Regions from separate parts of the Homo sapiens genome. Here region 2 is linked to region 1. Evidence: chromatin loops called from intact Hi-C (ENCODE). Cell type or tissue: GM12878. All regions are shown on one strand. Each heading gives the region's core, and the rest is flanking DNA. Links, peaks and the distances in the headings are about the cores only. Region 1 has its middle 17 kb from the start of TMPRSS12. Region 2 overlaps SMAGP (small cell adhesion glycoprotein).

Region 1 (8,338 bases), core at 159-8,158:
GGCAGATCACTTGAGCCCAGAAGTTCGAGACCAGCCTGAGGAACATGCTGAAACCCTATCTCTACAAAATACGAAAACATTAGCTGGGTGTGGTGACACGTGCCTGTAGTCTCAGCTACTTGGGAGGCTGAGGTAGGAGGAACGCTTGAGGCTGGGGAGGTTGAGGCTGCAGTGAGCTGTGATGGCACCACTGCACTCCAGCCTGAGTGACAGCGTGAGACCCTGTCTCAAAGATCTAAATAAATGGAGAGAGGCACAGAGCAAGATGGCAGAATAGAAGCCTAAACTGTTCATCTCCCATCCACTGGAGCACCAAATTTAACAACTAACTGCACACAGAAAAGCACTGTCACAAGAAATAAAAATTGGGTGAGCAGTCACAGTACCTGGTTTTAACTTCGCATTGCCAAAAGAGGCATTAGGAGGGCAGGAGAGACAATCTTGAGTCTAACACCCCTCCAGAGTCCCCTGGCAGTGGCCTTGCAGCGCACAGAGAGCATCTGTGTGCTTTGGGGAGTGACAGTGACTTTACACTGAACTCAGTGCTGACCTGTGAGAGTGGAACCAGTGCCCATGCATAGAGGGGGCATTTGGACCAGCCCTAGCCGGGGCTAGGAAAAATTGCCCATCCCAGCAGTTGGAATTTGAGTTTCACAGCAAGCCTCACCACCGCGGGCTGTAGTGCTCTGGAGTCCCAGGTATACTTGAAAGGCAGTCTAGGACACAAGGACTGCAATTCCTAGGCAACCCCTAGTGCTAGGCTGGGCTTAGAGACAGTGAACTAGGGTGGCACATGACCTCAGGTGACACCAGCTGGCACAGCTAAGGGAGGGCTAGCACCATCCCTCCCCCAGCCCCAGGCAGTACATCTCATAGCAACGAAAGTGAGTCCTTCCTTTGTTTAAGGAGAGGAGAGCGGAGAGTAAAGAGGACTTTGTCTTGCATCTTGGATACCAGCTCAGTCACAGAAGGGTAGGGCACTGGGCAGAGTCATGAGGCCTCCATTTAGGCCTGAGCTCCCAGACAACATTTCTAGACACACCCTGAGCCAAAAGGGAACCTGCTGCCTTGAAGAGAAGGATCCAATCTTGGCAGGATTTATCACCTGCTGACTAAAGAAACATGCTGGCTTCAAGGGAGACCCAGCACATTCCCAGCTGTGGTGGCTATGGTGAAAGACTCCTTGTGTTTGAGAAAAGTAGAGGGGAAAGCAAAGGGGACTTTTTCTTGCACCCGAGGTACCAGCTCGGCCACAGTAGGCTAGAGCAACAAGCAAGCTCTTGGGGTTCCCTGAATCCGGGGCTAGGCTCTTGGATAGCATTTCTGGACCTGTCCTGGGCCAGAGGGGGACCCACTGCCCTGAAGGGTGAGTCCCAGACCTGGCAGCATTGACCACAAGCTGATAGAAGAGCCCTTGGGCTTTAAGCAAACATCGGCAGTGGCCTGGCAGAACCACCCATGGGCCAGTGGTGGTGGTGGCCACAGGGAGAGGCTCCGTTGCCTGTGGAAAATGGAGGGAAGAGTGGGAAGGACTTTGTATTGTGGTTTGAGTACCAGCTTAGCCACAGTAGAATAGGACATCAGGTAAATTGCTAAAGTTTTTGACTCCAATCCCTGGCTCCCAGACAGCATCTCTGGACATGCCTGGGCTTAGGGAAACTTGCCACCTTGAAGGGAAGGGCCTTGGGCAAAGCCCAATGCTGTGCTGGCATCAGGTCTGACCCAGTGCAGTTCCAGTGGTGGTGGTCACAGAGGTGCTTGCATCACCACAGCCCCAGTTCCAGATGCCTCAGCACAGAGAGACAGACTCTGTGTGTTTGGGAGAAAGTAAGGGAGGAGAACAAGAGTCTGCCTGGTAATCCAGAGAATTCTTCTGGATCTTATCGAAGACTACCAAGGCGGTACCTCTGTAAGCCTACAAAAACCACGGCGTTATTGTGCTTGGGGTCCAAGTCCCTTCAAATATCTAGAAAGCCTTACCAAGAAGGAAGGGCACAAACAAGCCCAGACTGTGAAGACTACAATAAATACCTAACTCTTCAATGCCCAGATAGCAAAGAACATCTACAAGCATCAACACCATCCAGGAACACATGACCTCACCAAATAAACTAAATAAATGGAGAGAGAGAGATTGTGTTCATGGGAAACACTCAATATTGTTAAGATACCAGTTCTTCCCAAATTGTACATAGGTTTAAAGCAATTCTAATCAAAATCCCAGCAGGCTTTTTTTTTGTGAATATAGACAAGCTGATTCTAAAATTTATATAAAAAGACAAAGGAACTAGAATAGCCAAGATAATTTTTTTAAAAACAACAAAATTTAAAGAACTTACATAACTGGACTTCAAGACTTTTTATGAAGCTCCAGTAATCAAGATAGTATGATTTTGTTGAAAGGATAAACACATATAAATCGGCGGGATATGGTCTCTGTGAAACCAATCCTTTGAAAATTATTTGTTGAGACTTACTTTATTGTCCAATATGTGGTATGTTTTCATAAACACTCGTGTTTGAAAAGAACTATCTGAAGTTGTGTAGTGTATTCTGCCTCGAATTTCACTGATTATAGGTGCACACAGATCACATTTAAACATCTCTGGAATCAGCATGCATCTTACCACAATGACAATGGCATAGTTTACTTGGCAGTGGTTTTTCTTTCTTAGTGGTATTTAAAATAATAGTGTGCCTTACAATCAGTGGTGCCTTACAATTGATGAAATTCAGTATATCTATTAGGTCAAGTTTACTCATTGTTCAACTCCCCATCTTAGCTGATATTTTCCTGCCTTTTATATCAATTATAAGAGAGCTATGTTAAAAATCTACTAAGATTGTAGTTTTAAAAAAATTTCTCATATTTATTTTGCTTAACATCCAGGTCCTGTATTAGGTGTGCTGAAGTTTAGATGTGTTTTATCTTCTAGGTTAATTGAATCTTTTATTTTTATTTTTAAATTTTTTTTTTTGAGGCAGTTTCACTCTTGTCCAGGCTGGAATGCAATGGCATTATCTTGGCTCACTGCAACCTCTGCCTCCTGGGTTCAAGCAATTCTCCTGTCTCAGCCTCCTGAGTAGCTGGGATTATAGGCATATGCCACCATGCCTGCCTAATTTTTGTATTTTTTATTTATTTATTGTTTTAGTAGAGATGGGGTTTCATTATATTGGTCAGGCTGATCTCGAACTCCTGACCTCAGGTGATCCGCCCACCTCGGCCTCCCAAAGTGCTATGATTACAGGTGTGAGCCATGACGCCAGACCTGAGTCTTTTATTTTTTTTAGTGGCTGATTTTGTCCCAAGTAATTATTTTTGCTTTAAAGTCTATCTTGTTCAATATAGTTATGCCAGCTTGCTTTTGGCTAATATTTGGTATAACTTTTTCCATGTTTTTACTTAAAGTACCAAGTCTTCAGCCCTGCTGTTTCCTTATATTTTAGATTTACCTCTTATAAGTACCATATAGTTAGATATTATTTCCTAATTCAACCTGACAATCTTTGTCATTTAACTAAAATGCCCAGTTTGTTTACATTTATTATGATTATTGATACATATGGATTGATTTCTACCATCTTATTTTGGGCTGTTTGTCCCACCTGTTTCTTTCTTTTTCTCTCCTTTCTTGTCTTTTGGATTGATGAGTGTTTTTACTGGGTATAGAATTCTAGGTGTTTGTGCACAATGATAAAGTGAAAAGTTGAGGGCCCTTTTGTTCTCTTTTGTCATCTCCAGAAGCAGAGTTTGAGCTTGTGAAAAACCATGGTTCATATGTATTTGGCATCCTTCACCTACCACAATACTTAGTACATAGTTAATTCATAGGAATTCCATTTATTTTGATTATCTTTGACTACAGCTGGCAAGATGTGGCCTTTTCCTTTTAAAAAATTTATTGCTAAGAACTCTAAGGCAGTTTTTGTTTAAATGTTTTGTAAACTTAGCCTATGTTATTTGCAGCTTTTCTGAATTAAAAAAAAAAATTGGCAAGCCTTTTCCCCAGATGCGGCATTAAATTCTAAGAGCTGTCAGTTGGGCAAAACTTTGATCATTTTGTTCCAAAATTAATTATTAAATCACCATACCTACGTTCCTCACTAAATTTCCTCTGGTCTACTTGATCGTTCATTTATGGAATGATACAGTATTAAGGTACCATTTATAAACTTCTAAAAAAAATACTGCAATCCAGCATGCATTATTTATGGATCTGTGTAAATATTAAAACAGGGACTGGGCTGGGCATGGTGGCTCATGCCTCTAATCTCAGCACTTTGGGAGGCCAAGGTAGGTGGACTGCTTGAGCTCACTAGTTCAAGGTCAACCTGGGCAACATGGCAAGACCATGTTTCAAAAAAAAAAAAAAAAAAAACAGGAAAGAAAAAAAGTAATTTTGGAGTTAGAGCTGTGTAAATCAGTGTGTAAAACTTCTGTGATTTTAAAATGGAGGGTTGCCATCTAGTGGACACATTTAAATAAAACCTTTAAAGTCTTTCATAATAGGTTATGACGCAATGGAATAAAGTTTTTCAGACTCTTCCACACCACACGTAAGAAAGAAGGTATATTCTGATAGTTAAAACAACTTTGGAGTTTATCAGACCTAGGTATGAACCCTGGTTTTCTTATTTACTGTGTAACCTTGGGCAAAGTTTCAAACCTGTCTGTACCTTAGTGAGTTTGAACTCAGACCTTCATTGATTTAACAAAGTTCCCAACTTACAATGGTTCAACTTACAATTTTTTGACTTTATGATGGTGTGAAAACGATACTCATTCATTAGGAAACACGCTTCAAATTTTGATCTTTTCCTGGGCTGGTGATATTCAGTATAATACTCTGGCAATGCTGGGCAGTGGCAGAGAGCCGCAGCTCCCAGTCAGCCATGTGATCAAGAGGGTTAACAACTGTTACTCTGCAGTCTACTGTGTTGCCAGATGATTTACCTATAGGGTAATCTAAGCATTCTGAGCACGTCTAAGGTAGGCCAGGCTAAGCTATGATGTTTGCTAGGTTAGGTGTATTAAATGAATTTTTAATTTACAATACTTTCAACTTACCATGGGTTTATCAGGATATAACTCCATCATTAACAGTAGAGGAGGTCAGGCGTGCACACCTGTAATCCCAGCACTTTGGGAGACCAAGGCGGGTGGGTCACCTGAGGTCACGAGTTCGAGAACAGCCTGACCAAGGTGAAACCCCATCTCTACTAAAAATACAAAAATTAGCCAGGCGTGGTGGCACGTGCCTGTAATCCCAGCTACTCCGGAGGCTGAGGCAGGAGAATCATTTGAACCCGGGAGGCGGAGGTTGCAGTGAGCTGAGATCACGCCATTGCACTCCAGCCTGGGCAACAAGAGCAAAGCTCCGTCTCAAATAAACAACAGCAACAACAACAACAAAAACCACAAACAATAAAACAGTAAAGGAGCATCTGCATTATGAAGCCCTCCAGTGAACTAGATTAGACTGTGGGGATGGTTTCCTAGACTGTGGGGAGATAGCAGAGCACAAAATTAGACAGTCTCCTCCTAGAGTTTAATAAGGGTTGTGTTAGGGGTACTGGGGAGGGACTACTATTAATATTTTAGAGTGGGCAGTTAGAAATTGGGTTTAAATCTTAGATCCCTTAATAATGCTTATATAACCTTAGGCAAATACCAGTCTCAAGGATGACATTAAGACCTAAGTTCAACACGAGCTGTAACACGGCTTCGTTCATCACTTTTTTCCTAGTAATGCTTGGAATAGAAAAGGCCTTCGATAAGTATCTGCTGAATGTATGAATGGCACTACTTTAGCATTACCTGAACACATTTCCTGGCGCCTAAGCACTCAATAAATTTTAGTATTAAGGAAATTACATGACTATGTATATTATGTACATAGGGAACCTTGGACTTAAAACAATTTTAGATTGATACATAATTTACCAGTTAAAAATTGTTATATACACTTACTGAAGGCAGCAAACTGCTGCATGTAACCCTATCAATATTGAGGGAAGGCCAGGCACAGTGGCTGACGCCTGTATTCCCAGCCAAGATCGCCTGAGGTCAGGAGGTCGAGACTAGCCTGGCCAACATGGCAGAACCGTCTCTAATAAAAATACAAAAATTAGACAGGCATGGTTGCGCACGTCTGTAATCCCAGATACTCGAGAGGCTGAGGCAGGAGAATCGCTTGAACTCGGGAGGCAGAGATTACAGTGAGCCAAGATCGTGCCACTGCACTTCAGCCTGGGCGACAGAGTGAGACTCCACCTCAAAAAAAGAAAATATATATATATTTATATATATATTATATAATTTAATTATATATTTTTATTATATATATAATTAAAATATATATTATATATAATATAATATATATTATATATAATATAATATAGATTATATATATAAAATCTATATTATATATAATATAGATTATATAATATAGATTATATAATCTATATTATATATAATAGATTATATATATAAAAATATACATATATTTATATATTTCCTCTATATAGAGAGAGGAAAAGGATCTCAACCACGCAATGGCAGAGAGATACGGTCTCTAATGCCTACCTATGTCTGCTACAAAAAAATTTACACCAATAAAGGGAGATGGTTATCAGAATCTCTCTCTCAAAAGTGGGAGGAGGGGATGGCAGGCACAGTGGCTCATGCCTATAATCCCAGCACTTTGGGAGGCCGAGGTGGGTGGATCACTTGAGGCCAGGAGTTCGAGACTAGCCTGGCCAACATGAGAAACCTCACCTCTACTAAAAACTACAAAAATTAGCCGGGTGTGGTGGCACAGGCCTATAAACCCCAGCTACTCGGGAGGCTGAGGCACGAGAATCACTTAAGCCTGGGAGATGGAGGTTGCAGTGAGCCAAGATTGCACCACTGCACTCCAGTCTGGGCAACAGAGCAGAGCAAGACTGTGTCTCCAGAAGAAAAAAAAAAAAGTGGGAGGAGGGGGTGTTAAATGGCCTAAACCTCCTCCAAATGACTGTCCCTCAAAAATTCCTGCCAAACTCTCCTAGAACAGCCTTCTGAATTCTACTACCTTGAGGTATGCGTTCCTTCACTTTTATAGTAAAACAAACAGTACTTATTAAAAACAGGCCAGGCGAGGTGGCTCACACCTGTAATCACAGCACTTTGGGAGGCCAAGGTGGGCGGATCACTTGAGGTCAGGAGTTCGAGATCAGCCTGGCCAACATGATGAAGCCCCGCCTCTACTAAAAATACAAAAATTAGCTTGGCGTGGTGACGCACGCCTGTAATCCCAGCTACTTGGGAGGCTGAGGCAGAATTGCTTGAACCCAGGAGGCGGAGGTTGCAGTGAGCCAAGAGTGGGACACTGCACTCCAGCCTGGGTGATAGAGCGAGACTCTGTCTCAAAAAAACAACAAACAAACGACAAAAAAACTCTACTTTGTACAACAGAGTAAATAATGTAATGATTATTATGATTAGGTTTTGATGTACTTCGTAAAGCTATGAAATAATTTTTGTTTTACTATAACCTGTGATTTTTCCTTTAAAGTAGCTGTCAAGCCCTTAGTCTAATTCACTTTTTATCAGCTTTATAGCATCTTTTGTGGGAATTTGAACTGCCATCATGACAACTCATTATATAATTCCAAGCCATAATACACATTTTTTGAGACATGGTCTTGCTCTGTCATCTAGGCTGGTGTGCAGTTGTGCAATCACAGCTCACAGTAGCCTTGACCTCCTGGGCTTAAGCTATCCTCCTACCTCAGCCTCCCGAGTAGCTGAGACTACAGGTTCCTGCCACCTTGCCCAGCTAATTTTTGCACATTTTGTAGAGGCAGGGTTTCACCATGTTGCCCATGCTGGTCCCAAACTCCTGGTGCCACACAATCCCAATGCCTCAGCCTCCCAAAGTGCTGGGACTACAGGTGTGAGCCACCCGCCTGGCCTAATACACATTTTTATATCACTACTGTGACCTCATATTTTAATTGGAGAATGCAGGTTTAACCTAGTAGTTGCAATATAATAATTGCTGAATGAATAAATACAGTAAGAATTCCAAAATGCTAACAAATGCCCATTCTTCCTGCTCTGTTCAATATTAAAGGAATATCTTATATGCCCTATATGTGTTTGTGGACAATAATCTATTTCTATCAATATAATATATAAATGAGTAAATTGATAAGTAAAATAGCAAGTTGAACTAAGGAAATAATTTGATTAGTCTTTTGCATTTTGGAAGTCTAATTTCATGTTTGGACTATAATCACTTAAAAATTTGATAAGCCCCACATTGGATTCCAATTAGAAAAACACCCAGGA
Region 2 (8,338 bases), core at 193-8,192, 430 kb before region 1:
GCCCAGTTAAGATCTTACTTTAGAATGGGTAGGCTGGGCACAGTGGCTCACACCTGTAATCCCAGCACTTTGAGAGGCCAAGACAGGCAGATCACCTGAGGTCAGGAGTTCGAGACCAGCCTGGCCAACAGGGTGAAACCCCATCTCTACTAAAAATGCAAAAATTAGCCAAGTGTAGTGGTGGGTACCTGTAATCCCAGGTACTCGGGAGACTAAGGCAAGAGAATCATTATAACCTGGGAGGAGGAGGTTACAGTGACCCAAGGTGGCACCACTGCACTCCAGCCTGGGTGACAGAGCAAGACTGTCTCAAAAAAAAAAAATGTATACAAAGGTCTCACTATGTTGCCCAGGCTTGTCTTGAACTCCTGGCCCTGGCCCCAAACAATTCTCCCCACTCGGCCTCTCAAAGTGCTGGGATTATAGGCACAAGCCACTGGGCCCAGTTAAGATCCTATTTTCTTGAGCAAATTAAAGTTATCAGAAGAGAACTGCCAAAGGCTCGCACCCTCACCATCAACCTGCCACCTGCATTTGTGCCCATATACTCTGCTTTTCCTCCTATTCCAATGGCACTGTCTCTGCTGCTGTCTGCAGCCAGCCCCCCAGCCCCTCTGTGCTCTAGATCTCATCCCTTCAAGGACTCTTGTGCATCATCAATTGTGCCTCTCATCTGGGTCATTCTCATCTGTATGCAAACATGCTGGCATTTCTCCCATCAGAAAAACAAACAAATTTGAACTCCCTTTCCCCTCCAGTCACAGCCTTTCTCTACTCACCTTTACAGAGAAATTTTGTGTAAGCATTTATTTATATTCTGCCTTCAGTTCCTCTCCTTCCATTTCTTCCTTGAACCCACCCTAAATTACGGGTTTGTATCCAGCACTTCACCAAAACTTCTCTTGTAAAGGTCGTTTATGATCTCTGCATGGCAAAAGCTGTTTGGCTGCTACTCCCCAGTCTCCTTGGGCTCAGTCTTGGGTTCTCTTTATCTGCACTTACTCCTGGGTGATCTCACCCAGTCTATGGTCTTAAATATCTAATGACTTTTCAACCTCTAGTACCATATATAAGAATATATATATATATCTTTTTTTGGGTGGGGGGGAGGTTTTGTTTGTTTGTGTTTTTTTTGTTTGTTTGTTTGTTTGTTTTGAGACGGAGTTTCGCTCTCATTGCCCAGGCTGGAGTGCAATGGCACGATCTCAGCTCGCCGCAACCTCCGCCTCCTGGGTTCAAGCGATTCTCCTGCCTCAGCCTCCCGAGTAGCTGGGATTACAGGCATGCGCCACCACCCCGGCTAATTTTGTATTTTTAGTAGAGATGGGGTTTCTCCATGTTGGTCAGGCTGGTCTTGAACTGCTGACCTCAGGTGATCCGCCTGCCTCTGCCTCCCAAATTGCTGGGATTACTGGCGTGAGCCACCGCGCCCGGCTTGTTTGTGTTTTTTTAAATAGAGCTGAGGTCCCACTATGTTGCCCAGGCTGCTCTTGAACTCCTGAGGTCAAGTGATCCTCTGGCCTCAGCCTCCCAAAGTGCTAAGATTACAGGCGTGAGCCACCGCACCTGGCCTCCAAATTCTAATCTTCATATCTGAACTTTGATATCTAGTAAGCAATCATGTTTCTTCCAAATTTGTTCCCCCTGCAGGCTTACCCCTCTCACATAACTCCATGCCTTCACCCTTGACTCCACCCCACATCCAATCCTGTCCGTCTTTGCTTCAGATTATATTCAGAATCTCACCACTTTCTCACTGAGCTGCTGCAAAAGCAATCAATGCTGTCGTGGAAATTAGAAAAAGGGGTTGGGCACGGTAGCTCACACCTGTAATGCCAGCACTTTGGGAGGCCAAGGTGGGCAGATCACTTGAGGTTAGGAGTTCAAGACCAGCCTGGCCAACATGGTGAAACCCCGTCTCTACTAAAAATACAAAATTAGCCAGGCATGGTGGTGCATGCCTGTAATCCCAGCTACTTGGGAGTCTGAGGCAGGAAAATTGCGTGAACCCGGGAGGCGGAGGCTGCAATAAGCTGAGATCACACCACTGTATTCCAGCCTGGACAACAGAGCAAGACCCTGTCTCAAAAAAAAGAAAGAAAAAGAAAAAGGCACACCTTTTGGCAGATGCAACTGTGCACTTGTGCAGGGTACACCCTGCTTCTGCACGTGTGCCACCTTCCCACAGCCTATTGTCCACACTGTAGTCAGAGGGATCCTTTCAAATCAATCCCTGTTTCAATCATGTATTGCTGCTGGAAGGTCTGCTAGACTAGAAGGGCCAAAATGGTCTCCCTCACATGTCTGGCAGTCAGCTGAGCCTGGGGTGCTTGGTTTTCCTCCATATGGCCTCTCATCCTCTAGCAGGCAGGATTGGGGTTCCTCTCAACATGGTGGTCTCAGGGTTTCACAAGTGTGGTCTTTGGAAATCAGGCCCCACCTCAGATCTCCTGAATCAGAATCTGCATTTTAACGAGATCTGTAGGAGATTGTTATGCACAAGAAAGTTTGAGAAGCATTGCTTTAAAACACAAACCTAGGCCAGGCACAGTGGCACATGCCTGTAATCCCAACACTTTGGGAGGCCAAGGAGGGAGAACCATTTGAGCCCAGGAGTTTTGAGACGAGCCTGGGCAACATAGCAAGACCCCGTCTCTCCAAAAAATAACAAAATTAGCCAGGCGTGTTGGTGCACGCTTGTATTCCCAGCTACTCCAGAGGCTGAGGCAGGAGGATCGCTTGAGCCTGGGAGGTGGAGGCTGCAGTGAGCCATGATCATACCATGGCACTCCAGCCTGGAGGACAGACTGAGGCCCTGTCTCAAAAATAAGTAAGTGAATAAATAATAAAAAAAATCTGATCAGTCTCTGCCCAAAAACCTGTAAAAGCTTCCCACCTCACTCCCTGAAAAAGCCCTTACCTTGGCCTACAAGGCCTGTGTTGTACAGGCCTCCTTGACTTTCTCTGCTCCTCCTCTCCCCGTTACTCCCACTCAGGGGCCTCCATACTGTGCATTTAACAGGCCAAGCATGCCTGGCCCCGGGGTGTTTTTCAGTGCTGTGGACAGCCCTCCCATGAACTTGCTGTCCCCTCTGCCTGGAATGTTCCTCAATCAGCTCTTTGCATGACTGCCTCCCTTACCTTCTTTAGGTCTTCACTCAAGTCACCTCATCAGTAAAGCTTCCCCTGACAACCTTCTCTAAAACCACAACTCCAACCACATCCCAGCTTTCCATCCTCTTTTCTGCTTATTTTTCTACATAGCGCTAATTAACGTCTAATATAGCATATCTTTTACTTATTTAATTATTTATTTTTACTTTTTTTTTTAGATGGAGTCTCTCTCTGTCACCCAGGTTGGAGTGCAGTGGTGCAATCTCGGCTCACTGCAGCCTCCGCCTCCTGGGTTCAAGTGATTCTCCTGCCTCAGCCTCCTGAGTAGCTGGGACTACAGGCATACGCCACCACACCCAGCTAATTTTTGTATTTTTAGTAGAGACGGGGTTTTGCCATGTTGGTCAGGCTGGTGCCAAACTCCTGACCTCATGATCCACCCGCCTCGGCCTCCCAAAGTGCTGGGATTACAGGCATGAGCCACCGCGCCCGGCCTTATTTTATTTATTGTCTGTCTTCCCCCTCTAAAAATGTAAATTATATAAACAGAGGGTTTTTTAATTGTGGTAAAATTATACATAACATAAAATTGACCATTTTAACCATTTTCAAGTGTACAGTCCAGCAGTATTAAGTACATTCATGTTGTTATACCTTCACCAACACCACTATGCATCTCCAGAACTTTTTCATCCTCCCAAACTAAAACTCTATACTCATTAAACATTAACTCCCCATTTTCCCCTTCTCCAGCCCCTTACAATCTCCTGTAGTACTTTCTGTCTTATGAATTTGATTGCTCTAAGCACATCATATAAGTGGAATCATACAATGTTTGTCCTCTTTTTTTTTGTTTGAGACAGAGTCTCGCTCTTTCGCCTGGGCTGGAGTGCAGTGGCATGATCTTGGCTCACTGCAACCTCTACCTCCCGGGTTCAAGTGATTCTCCTGCCTTGGCCTCCCAAGTAGCTGGGATTACAGGCACCTGCCACCACGTCCGGCTAATTTTTGTATTTTTAGTAGAGACGGGGTTTTACCACGTTGGCCAGGCTGGAATGTTTGTCCTTTTGTGCCTGGCTTATTTCACTTAGTGTCATGTCCTCAAGGTTCATCCATGTTGTAGTATATGTCTGAATTCCTTCCTTTTTTGTTTTTTGTTTTTTTTTAGAATTTCCTTCCTCTTTAAGGGTATGTATATACCACATTTTGTTTATCCATTTATCTACTGTTGGACATTTGGGTTATTTCACCTTTTATTTAGCTATTGCATAATGCTCCTATGAACATGATATACAAGTATCAGTTGAAGTCCATTCATTTCTTTTGGGTATATACCTAGAAGTGGGATTGCGGGATCATACCCACCCAGCAATGAGATTGCTGGGTAATTCTGTTTAATCCTGGCAGGAACTTTAAAGGTAAGGGTTTTTGCCTGTGTTGTTCACTGATAGAAGCCCAGAGCCTGGCACAGAGTACACACTCAGTAAATTCTTGTTGAACTAACTGTTTAATTTCCCTGTCTAGGAACCTGGAATCTCAGTCTAAGAAGGCTGTGCAGCTTATCTGACCCAGCTTGCTCTCAGTAGTCCCATTCTGACTTCTAATGCTTGCTGTTTCGAGTTCAAAGCCCCCCAAACAGGCCGTAATAGTGTGTTCTAGAACTTTGCTGGGGAGTCACATCAAGCTCACCATTGCTTTATGGACTCCACCTTCCTTCCATGGCCCCTTCAGGTTCCCGACCCCTTTCTCTTTCTCAGAAGCTCCTATGTCACCAACAGAAATCCCATTTACAAGTTCTTGCAGTGCCTTTGGCTGTCATATCTGGTCCCTTTTAGATTAGTCTGGTGCTTGCTGGGTTTCTTTGCTTCTCTTGAGCTCACTTCCCCCATGTCCCCAAAGGCTCCACTGCTCCTTAGTGCAAAAAAATGATTCTCTTTGATAGGAAACAGAGGTGAAAAGGCCTGAGGGAATTCTGCTTTCTCTGTTACCTCCAACCTGACCCCTCAGGCCCAAAGAAGCCTAGCTTTTTCTTTGTTCTTGTTGCAAATATAATGCTTTTTAAATTGTCCTTCGGGGGGCGATGTGGCTCACGCCTGTAATCCCAACACTTTGGGAGGCTGAGGAGGGCGGATCACCTGAGGTCAGGAGTCTGAGACCAGCCTGGCCAACATGGCAAAACTGTCTCTACTAAAAAATACAAAAATTAGCCGGGTGTGGTGGCACATGCCTGTAATTCCAGCTACTTGGGAGGCTGAGGCAGGAGAATTGCTTGAACCCAGGGGGCGGAGGTTGCAGTGAGCCGAGATGAAGCCACTGCACTCCAGCCTGGGTGACACAGTGAGACTTGGCCTCAAAAATAATAATAATAGGCCGGGCACAGTGGCTCATACCTGTAATCCCAGCACTTTGGGAGGCCGAGGCGGGCAGATCACGAGGTCAGGAGATCAAGACCATCCTGGCTAATATGGTGAAACCCCGTCTCTACTAAAAAATACAAAAAATTAGCCGGGCGTGGTGACATGCGCCTGTAGTCCCAGCTACTCGGGAGGCTGAGGCAGGAGAATCGCTAGAACCTGGGAGACAGAGGTTGCAGTGAGCCAACATCGCGCCACTGCACTCCAGCCTGGGTGACAGAGCGAGACTCTGTCTGGAAAAAAAAAAAAAAATCTGATGTAGAGTCTGCCTTCTTGTCATCGTTTAAATATTGAGGTAAATTTCTTTGCACCTTTCTTCATCTGCACTTTCTGCTTCACCAGATGGCTTCATATAAGTGGAAACTGACCAATAGCTGCATCGCAGCAAGGCATTCTGTAGAATTTTTTTCTTAAGGTCTTCCTGTATGGCTAAAATATTCTCTAGTTGTGAGAAAGCTTGCTTCTGATCATGTTAAACATTAAAGCTAAAGAGGGTGGGGAGTCCTCTGAACCTCTTTTGGTTCTAGGGGCTGCTCAATTTAAAAAAATTAAAGAATAGATAACTGAAAATAAACTAAAAATAAAGAAGTCACATATAAACCAACATGACTTCTGCATTACACTGACATCGTTCCCTTAAGTTACCTATCACCAGTGAGCCAGTTCATGTTAAAGAAGCACTTTGTAGCACAACTGTCTGTATTTAATTGTGATCATCTGGTTTCCTCCCACCTTTATTCTTTTTTTTTTTTTTTCTGAAACAGGGTCTCACTCTGTCACCCAGACTAGAGTACAGTGGCACAATCACAGCTCACTGCAGCCTGGACCTCCTGGGCTCCAGTGATCCTCTCACCTCAAGTTTACCGAGTAGCTGGGACTACAGGTGTGTGCCACCATGTCTGGCTAACTTTTTTTTTTTTTTTTTTTTTGTAGAGATGGGAGTCTGGCTATGTTGCCCAGGCTGGTCTCCAACTCCTGGGCTCAAGCGATCCACCTGCCTTGGCCTCCCAAGGTGCTGGAATTACAGGCGTGAGCCACTGCACCCAGCCTCCTCCATATATTATTTTTAAAAAACAAATAGAGATGGTGTCTTGCTATATTGTCCAGATTAGTCTCAAACTCCTGGCCTCAAGCAATCCTCCTGCCTCCGCCTCCCAAAGTGTTGGGATTACAGGCGTGAGCTACCACACTAAACCTAATGTACAAAGTAAGTTACTGTTGATGATTGAACACAAATTACTCATCTTCAAGCTTCTGATATACATTAATCTTCTCAATGCTTTGTACATCCTAAATTCTCAAAATGTTTAAAGAAAGCAAAACTAGGAACAACTGTATAGAACTCTAGATCCATGGTAGGAAGATGGATTGCAGCCCTGGGCGATTTGGGGAGGAAAGTGCATGGTGAAATGTGTGAAGTCATGACCAGGTAGATAAACTTCAGGGCTTCCCTTTGATGGGAGTCACAGTGTTGTATAACCTAATCTCAGAAGTTACATGCCATCATTTTTGCCATCATCTGTTAAAAGCAAGTCACCAGGTTCAACCCATATACCAGAGGAGAGGCATGCTCAAAGATGTCAATACCAGGAGGCAGAAATCATTGTGAGCCATCTTAGAAGCTGTACACCACACTCCCATTTCACAAATCAAGAAACTGAGGTACTGCCAGGTGTGGTGGCACACGCTTATAATCCCAGCATTTTGGGAGGCCAAGGCAGGAAGATTGCTTGAGGTCAGGAGGTTGAGGCCGCAGTGAGCCAAGATTGCACCATTGCACTCCAGCCTGAGCAACATAGTGAGATCCTTGTCTCAACAACAACAACAAAAAAAAAACAAAAAAAAAACACAACAACAACAACAACCAGGTTCAGAGAGGTTTAGTAACTTCCTCAAGGTCACCTAGTAATATGCTTAGGCAGGATTCAAACCCAGAGCAACTCTCCCTTTAATTAATTTATTTTTTTGAGACAGGGTCTCATTACTCTGTTGCCCAACAATTCAGTAATGCAGTGCTGGCTCATTGCAGGCTTAACCCCCTGGGCTCAAGCAATCTTCCCACTTCAGCCTCATGAGTATCTGGGACTACAGGCGCATATTACCACACCTGGCTAATTTTTACATTTTTTTTTTTTTTTTTTTTGTAGACAGAGTCTTACTGTGTTGCCCAGGCTGGTCTCAAACTCCTGGCCTCAAGCGATCTTCCCACCTTGGTCTCCCAAAGTGCTGGGATTACAGGCATGAGCCACCATGCCTGGCCCTTTTAATCACTAAGCATATTAACAAAGTCACCTTAAATAATATTTAAGTAGTAGCTACTATATGATGTTTACATGTTCTCTCATTTAATCTTCATAATAGAACTGCAATGTTGGTTAATATAGTTCCTGTGGGTAACAGATGAGAATGGATGAATGAATCCATATGTATAGGCGAGGCACAGTGGCTCACACCTGTAATCCCAGCACTTTGGGAGGCCGAGGCAGGTGGATCACTCGAGGCCAGGAGTTCGAGACCAGCCTGGCCAACATGGTGAAACCCTGTCTCTACTGAAAATACAAAAATTAACTGGGCATGGTGGCACACACCTGTAATCCCAGCTACTCAGGAGGCTGAGGCAGAAGAATCGCTTGAGCCAGGAGGTGGAAGTTGCAGTGAGCCGAGATTGCGCCACTGCACTCCAGCCTGGGCAATGGAGCAAGACTCCATCTTAAAAAAAAAAAATGTATAACTGTTCTAGACAAACTCTAAAACCATTTTTCCTCAGCTCTCACAACAGTTGACACAGAAGACTTCTGTGACCCCAAAAT

What was found. Peaks named below come from ENCODE experiments on the same cell type or tissue, not always from the same donor. Only the 100,000 strongest peaks of a DNase experiment are listed, where the experiment ranks them.
Region 2: a loop joins it to region 1, with 3 times the contacts of the local background. A loop is called at or near these places in 5 of 110 quality-filtered maps.

What each region holds. Positions count from the first base shown.
Region 1 is chr12:50,821,679-50,830,016 of GRCh38, reverse strand. No RefSeq gene overlaps it. Among named protein-coding and RNA genes, the nearest start is that of TMPRSS12, 17 kb to the left of the region's middle. In GM12878, for the core only: a CTCF peak has its summit at 4,471 (motif pointing left); a DNase peak (open chromatin) is centred at 4,466.
Region 2 is chr12:51,249,538-51,257,875 of GRCh38, reverse strand. All of the region lies in intron 2 of SMAGP (small cell adhesion glycoprotein), which reads left to right. Among named protein-coding and RNA genes, the nearest start is that of DAZAP2, 15 kb to the right of the region's middle. In GM12878, for the core only: a CTCF peak has its summit at 5,179; no DNase peak of the experiment used is centred there.